Linked DNA regions of Homo sapiens: region 2 is linked to region 1. The links are chromatin contacts, found by Hi-C in ENCODE. All regions are on one chromosome and are shown on one strand. Each heading gives the region's core, a stretch centred on a gene start or an enhancer-like site at or near the end of the contact. The rest is flanking DNA. Distances are from core to core; before and after follow the strand shown. Region 1 holds the start of ZNF407-AS1 (ZNF407 antisense RNA 1). Region 2 overlaps MBP (myelin basic protein).

The links. A loop is a pair of places that touch in the nucleus more often than their neighbours do. Pooled maps may share reads with other maps.
Region 2: a loop to region 1 is called in a pooled map, with 6 times the contacts of the local background. The contact joins the enhancer-like site here to the promoter of ZNF407-AS1 in region 1. A Hi-C loop is called at or near these places in 2 of 37 single-sample maps with no recorded cell type and 10 of 50 pooled maps.

The regions. Positions count from the first base shown.
Region 1 is chr18:74,596,376-74,599,159 of GRCh38, forward strand. ZNF407-AS1 (ZNF407 antisense RNA 1) reads right to left here and starts at 1,460. Exons shown (of 2, transcript NR_024484.1): 1 at 53-1,460. It overlaps ZNF407 (zinc finger protein 407), which reads left to right and starts at 1,495. Exons shown (of 9, transcript NM_017757.3): 1 at 1,495-1,562. RefSeq lists enhancers at 1,271-1,480, 2,271-2,490 and a silencer at 1,581-1,880.
Region 2 is chr18:77,100,473-77,103,256 of GRCh38, forward strand. All of the region lies in intron 2 of MBP (myelin basic protein), which reads right to left. Among named protein-coding and RNA genes, the nearest start is that of MBP, 31 kb to the right of the region's middle. RefSeq lists enhancers at 1,069-1,198, 1,289-1,358 and a silencer at 1,649-1,768. Within about 2 kb of position 1,444, at least 38 of the 41 ENCODE cell types and tissues checked have a DNase peak (open chromatin) inside an H3K27ac peak, as active enhancers do.

The DNA.
Region 1 (2,784 bases), core at 210-2,709:
TAGAAAGCCTATCTTCAGAACATCACACACACACAAAAATCCAATTACTTACAATGATTTTTTTGAGACGGAATCTCGCTCTGTCGCCCAGGCTGGAGTGCAGTGGCGCAATCTCGGCTCACTGCAGCCTCCGCCACTGGGTTCAAGCTATTCTCCCGCCTCAGCCTCCAAGTAGCTGGAATTACAGGCTCGCACCACCATGCCTGGCTAATTTCAAATTTTTAGTAGAGACGCGGTTTCCCCAGGCTGGTCTCAAAATCCTAGCCTCAAGCAATCCACCGACTCGGCCTCCCAAAGTATTGGGATTACAGGCGTAAGCCACCCCGCCTGGCCAGTGATCTTCCTAAACAGAAATCTGATCACATAACTTCCCATTACAGAGTCTAACCCTAACCCTGTGCCTACAACATAGTCAAACCTCTTTAGCAAGGCAGATGACCTCAAGCAGGATTTCACTGCCTCTTTGTCACAGCACTTAACAAGCTGTGATGTATTTATTTTTATTCGTCTACACAGGTCTTCCCTACTAGATTCTGAGTTTCAGAAGAAAGGCCTCTAACTCGAGGTTCATGAATGGACCTGCACAAGGGGGCGGACGGGCTGAAGTCCTGCCTTTTTTTTTTTCCAAAAAACCCGTATGCTGTGCCGTTAACGTTCATAAAAAAGTCCTTGTCGAACGTTTTAAACAGCCAAGGTGTTTCAGCTTTAATAAAAGCTGAAAATTTGGCAATACCAAACAGGTCACCAAGCCACAGTCCGCTTCTTGGCCTCCTCTTTGGTATCAGAGTTCGGCTAGCGGCTTCCTGTGGCCTCTTAAACAAGGACCTCATTTTGGGAGCCATTCGAGAGATTTTTTCTCATCATCTAAAGTAGCATTCTCGCCTTGCACAGCTGAAAGTCATTTCTCGAAATCGGAGCGCCAGAAGCGACAGGAGCCACTCCAGGCCCGGGGGAAGCGAGCAAAGGGGCAGCGGGCTGCGTTTGCCAACGTAGGCCTCTCGGGTCCCGCGCCGTTCTGGGCCTTCTCCGTGTTTCCGGCGCCGCCCTCGGGGTCCCTTACAGAGGGCGGGAGGCGGGTGGAGAGACGGGGCAGGAAGCAGGCGGGATCGGCCTGGGAAGAACCCGTTCTGGGACCCTCTAGAAATCCCAGACAGCCCTCCCGGGCTGACAGCGCCTGCCTTGGAGCCCGACGCGCTCATCGAATTTAGATTGACTCCTTCGGCTCTCCGTTTTCCTTCTCTAAGGGAAGGGTGGGACTTCCTATTTTATCTCTTAGCGGCTTCCGGCAAGAGCTGATGTGTTAAAAACAAGACAGCACATGGGCCTGCCGGCCACTCGGATAAAAAACAAGGAACTCGACCTGGATTGTACTAAACCAGTTCCAAGATTCTGTTTTTCGGCTGTGGCGTCCGGCGCTGCATCCACTACGGAGTCGCCTTGGAAGCCACCGGAAGTCCTTCGACGGAGAAACAGGATGTCCCGCCTCTTCCTCCCAAAGGGAAGACGGTGAGCCGGAGGAGTCAGTCAGAGGGGCGAGCAGGAGCGATTCCGTCGCCAAACAGGTAAGTTATTCTCTGGCCGGGGCGGGGGGTTTGGAGGCGGGGACCGTCCAGCGTCAGCGCGGGGCCTGGGGGCGGTGGCTTGAGGGCTCGAAGCCGGGCGGCTGGGCGCCCAGAGCCCCGTCTGGGCCCTTCGCTCTTTCTCCTCCCCCCTCCCCCCGCCTCCGCCCCTCCCTGTCGCCTTCCTTCCCGACACCCGCCCAGACTCACGCCCGGACACACACCCTCGCTCGTTCGCTCACGCTGCCTCGCCGCCCTCCTCCCCCAGGCCCCAGCTGCCGCCCTGCCCTCTCACCCGCTCGCTCCGCAGGCCGGTCCCGCGGGCAGCCTCGCTCCGCGCCCTTGCGCGAGCGGAGCTCTTGTGGACACCTCGGGGCTGCGGACCTAGCGTGGCCTCGGTTTCCCCTGCCGGGTTCGCCTGTCCGCGCAGAAACAGTCCCCCGTTCCTTCGGGACGCACCCCTGCACCGAAATCGGGCCGTTCTCGCGTGCCCGGGTTGCTCTCAAGTGGAAAACAGATGCTCCCCTAGCTGCACAGCTGCAAGCTTTAGCGTCTGGTTTCCAGCAGGGGCTCCCTGGACCGCCCGCCCACTCTCGTGTCACCCCCAGGTGCCCTGGCTGCGCCGCTGCTACTCGCGCCTTCTTCCGTTAAGCGACGCTGGTGTGGGCGGGCGGAGGGCACACAAGTGCGGTGGCCGAAAGCACCGCGGTGGCAGCGAAGGGTCCTAGCCATTCCCGACTTCAGCTCGCTTTGCGCCACTGCGGGGAGACCCGCGGCTGCCTGACACCGCTGCGGGCAGCAGTGGGTTTCTCAGTAGATGCTCACCTCTTTCCAGCCAGCTAGCACGCCCTGGGTGCTTGGCCTCCTTCTGGAGTTTAAGCTGGTGGAGGCGGGGTGCAGTGGCCGCTGACCTCTGTCGGTTGCGCTGGGTTTTGAGTAGCCATTTATTTCATTGGGGAGTTTTGGAATAGGACATCCCACATCCGTGGACACACATGTAGAATACTTTTATAAGTAATTACAGTCTTAATAGTGATTTGAGTTACAGCTTTGCAGTCTATGCCTGGTGACATCCTAGTCGTAGTATGTATCTGTTTTGTGGTGAAGTGCTGGTCCATTTAGAACACTGTAGACAGGGGCCCTAACATATACTCATCAGAACCTTATTAAGAAGAGCTTATATGTCATTTGGCATACTCACTGTGCTTCATTTAGTACAGCAATC
Region 2 (2,784 bases), core at 194-2,693, 2.5 Mb after region 1:
AATACAGTGTTAGCGCTGGCCTAGATAGAATTTGGGGTGTGTGTGTGTGTGTGTGTGTGTGTGTGTGTGTGTGTTTTGTGGTTTTTTCTTTTTTTTGAGACAGGGTCTTACTCTGTTGCCCAGGCTGGAGTGCAGTGGTGTGATCATGGCTCACCGTAGCCTCGACCTCTCCAGGCTCAGGTGATCTTTCCACCTCAGCTTTCCGAGTAGCTGGGACTGTAGGTGCACAGCACCATGCCCAGCTAATTTTTTGATTTTTTTGTAGAGATAAGGTCTCACTTTGTTGTCCAGGCTGGTCTCGAACTCCTAGGCTCAAGCAATCTGCCTGCTTCAGCCTCCCGCAGTGCTGGGATTCCAGGTGTGGGCCACCGCACCTGGCCTCGTTTGGTGTTTTGAACATGTAGTGAATCATCCCCAGGAGGCTTAGCTATCACCAGAAAACCCCAAAGAGTAAGCCCACAGCTCAGCAGATCCACAGCATTCAGAGAAAGCTGAGGGACAAAAGCCACAAGCAGCCTGGCACATGGGCACGTTCTGAGCGCTTGCTGACCCTCCCAAAGGTAACTGCCCAGCCCCTTTGATTCACACTGCCAAAAAGGAATGAATTCCTCCAGTAGCCAGTGAAGCCAAGTGTCTTACGTCCTAAGGACCAAGGACTGCCAGGCAGGCAAAGACTGCCTAAGACAGGGCATCCCTCTGTGGGTGGGTCTTGCCCCCTGCCCCTCTCCTGGCATTGAGGCACGTCCCTGGGTTCTCCAGGGCAGCTGGCACCCTTTCCTTCTTGGGTTCTGCCAAGTTCTGTAGTAAGATGGAGAACCAAATACAAAATGGGCAGAGTGATAGAAAGCTGGTAAATTAGTGAGGCAGGACCATTTGGAAACCAAATTTCCCTGCAACTTAAAAAACACAGGGAGTCAAAGGCAGAACAGGAGTTTCTTCGTTTCTGAGAAGGAGCGCTGTGCCCTGAACCTGCGCCTGCCTGGAGGAAGTTACACTCCATCCGCATGAGTGAATCATGAGTCAGGAGGGCAGGCTGCCCACTCCTCTGATGGGCGGAGTGCTTCTGCCTGAATCTGATGTCTCCTGTTCTGACCCTCAACTGGCCCAGGAAGGTGGCTCAACCACTTGTTACCAGGGACCTGCACCCCATATGAGTGGACTAACACTGCAACTCCAGAAAAGTGTCTTTTTTTCACCAATCAGAGACATTCCACAGTTAACCCTTTAGTTAGTTTCTCTTCCTCTTACATCCTGCCGTGGCTTATTCGGGATGAGAGAGAAGCAAATTTCAAAGCCCTGAGTCACTGAGGGCAAAACTTGCAAAGGAGACTGGAAGCTCCTGCAGGCAACAGACGAGGCCTCCCCACCACCTCCCCAGCAGCCAACGGCACCTAAAGCCTGCTCAGGAAACTGAGCTTTTATGTGAAAAAGAAGTTAGGAAATAGGTATGATTCATTTACTCTTTCGAACATCTGTAAGCCAGTTATGTGCTGGGGATGCTCCAGGCTTAGAGACGGAGGCATCAGAGAGAGGAAAGTTCCCTCCTTGATATAGGAGGGGAAGAAGTCGGATGATAAACAAATCACCAGGATCTGTATCAGAGCACTCAGCCGCAGGCTCTATGACAGCAGAGGAAAGAATCATCTAGTGTGGGTGGGGAGAGGTGGAGAAGGTGGCAGCAGGGTGGGAAGGAGGGGGCCCTCAGCAGCCTGGGCCGGGCAGTGGGGCAGAGGCAGTGTGTGGGGTAGACCGGGCAGCCCCCACCGCAGCTGCCCTCCCTGCTGACAGATCAGTAACCAGCACCTGAAACTGACAGAAACTTTCCTTGACTCTCTCATAAGGGGGAAAAATGCCTCCCAGAATCACACACAGAAATGTGCAGAGTGGTAGGTGACACGGCTGGAGCTCATGTCACGTTTTCTTTTGTGATTCAAGTTTAATGCTCTACTAAGCTATGCAGCATCACAGAACATGTACATGTACTTGGAAGGGCACAAAATATTTCCCATCAAGTTTAAAGGAAAGAAAAAAAAGCTCTTACTTCTTAAAACTACCTACAGGAACCATAGTTTTAACATTTCCAAGTTTTGAGGTTTTTAAATGATCAGAACTTTAAACATGAGATTTCAGAAAACAAAAGCCTCAGCATGGGCTTTGCTATGGCTCAAAATCTTACTCTGATAGCATTAAACAAATTAAAAACATATGTGGGTGTTTTACAGCGTCAAACAACAGGAAAGAAACTGTACACCACAGAGAGGTTTCTTGAAACTGGAGTTGCAAATCAGTCATTCTAAGACTTAAAATACCAACAGTGTTAACAGCCTAGAGGCCTCTGAGCAGAGCTGTTTTTTCCACTTTCACTTTAGGTGAAACTTAATCCTCCTGGTGCAGATACTGTATCCAAGCCATGTTCTTAATAAATTAGTAACTTAATACATTTATGGTTGTTATTGCTAATTATAATGCTGACATTATCAGTAATACAGTTTAAGTATGGGCTGAACAAAATAATGAGTCACCCTCCCATTCAACATTGACTAGAACCATTTACATATTTATAAAATTAGTCTTTCTAAATCCTTAGGTAAGAAACTAAATACTGTTTATCACTTTAATCAAGATAAAATATACACAGGAACAGTATATAGTCACCTACTCGCCTTCCATGGATGATTTGAAAGCAAATCATGGAAAATTACTCATGTGGCTGACATAGAAATTAAGTACAAATCAGAGAAGGCCCCATTTCTTCCAAGTTTATTATTACTATTAAATAAAAAC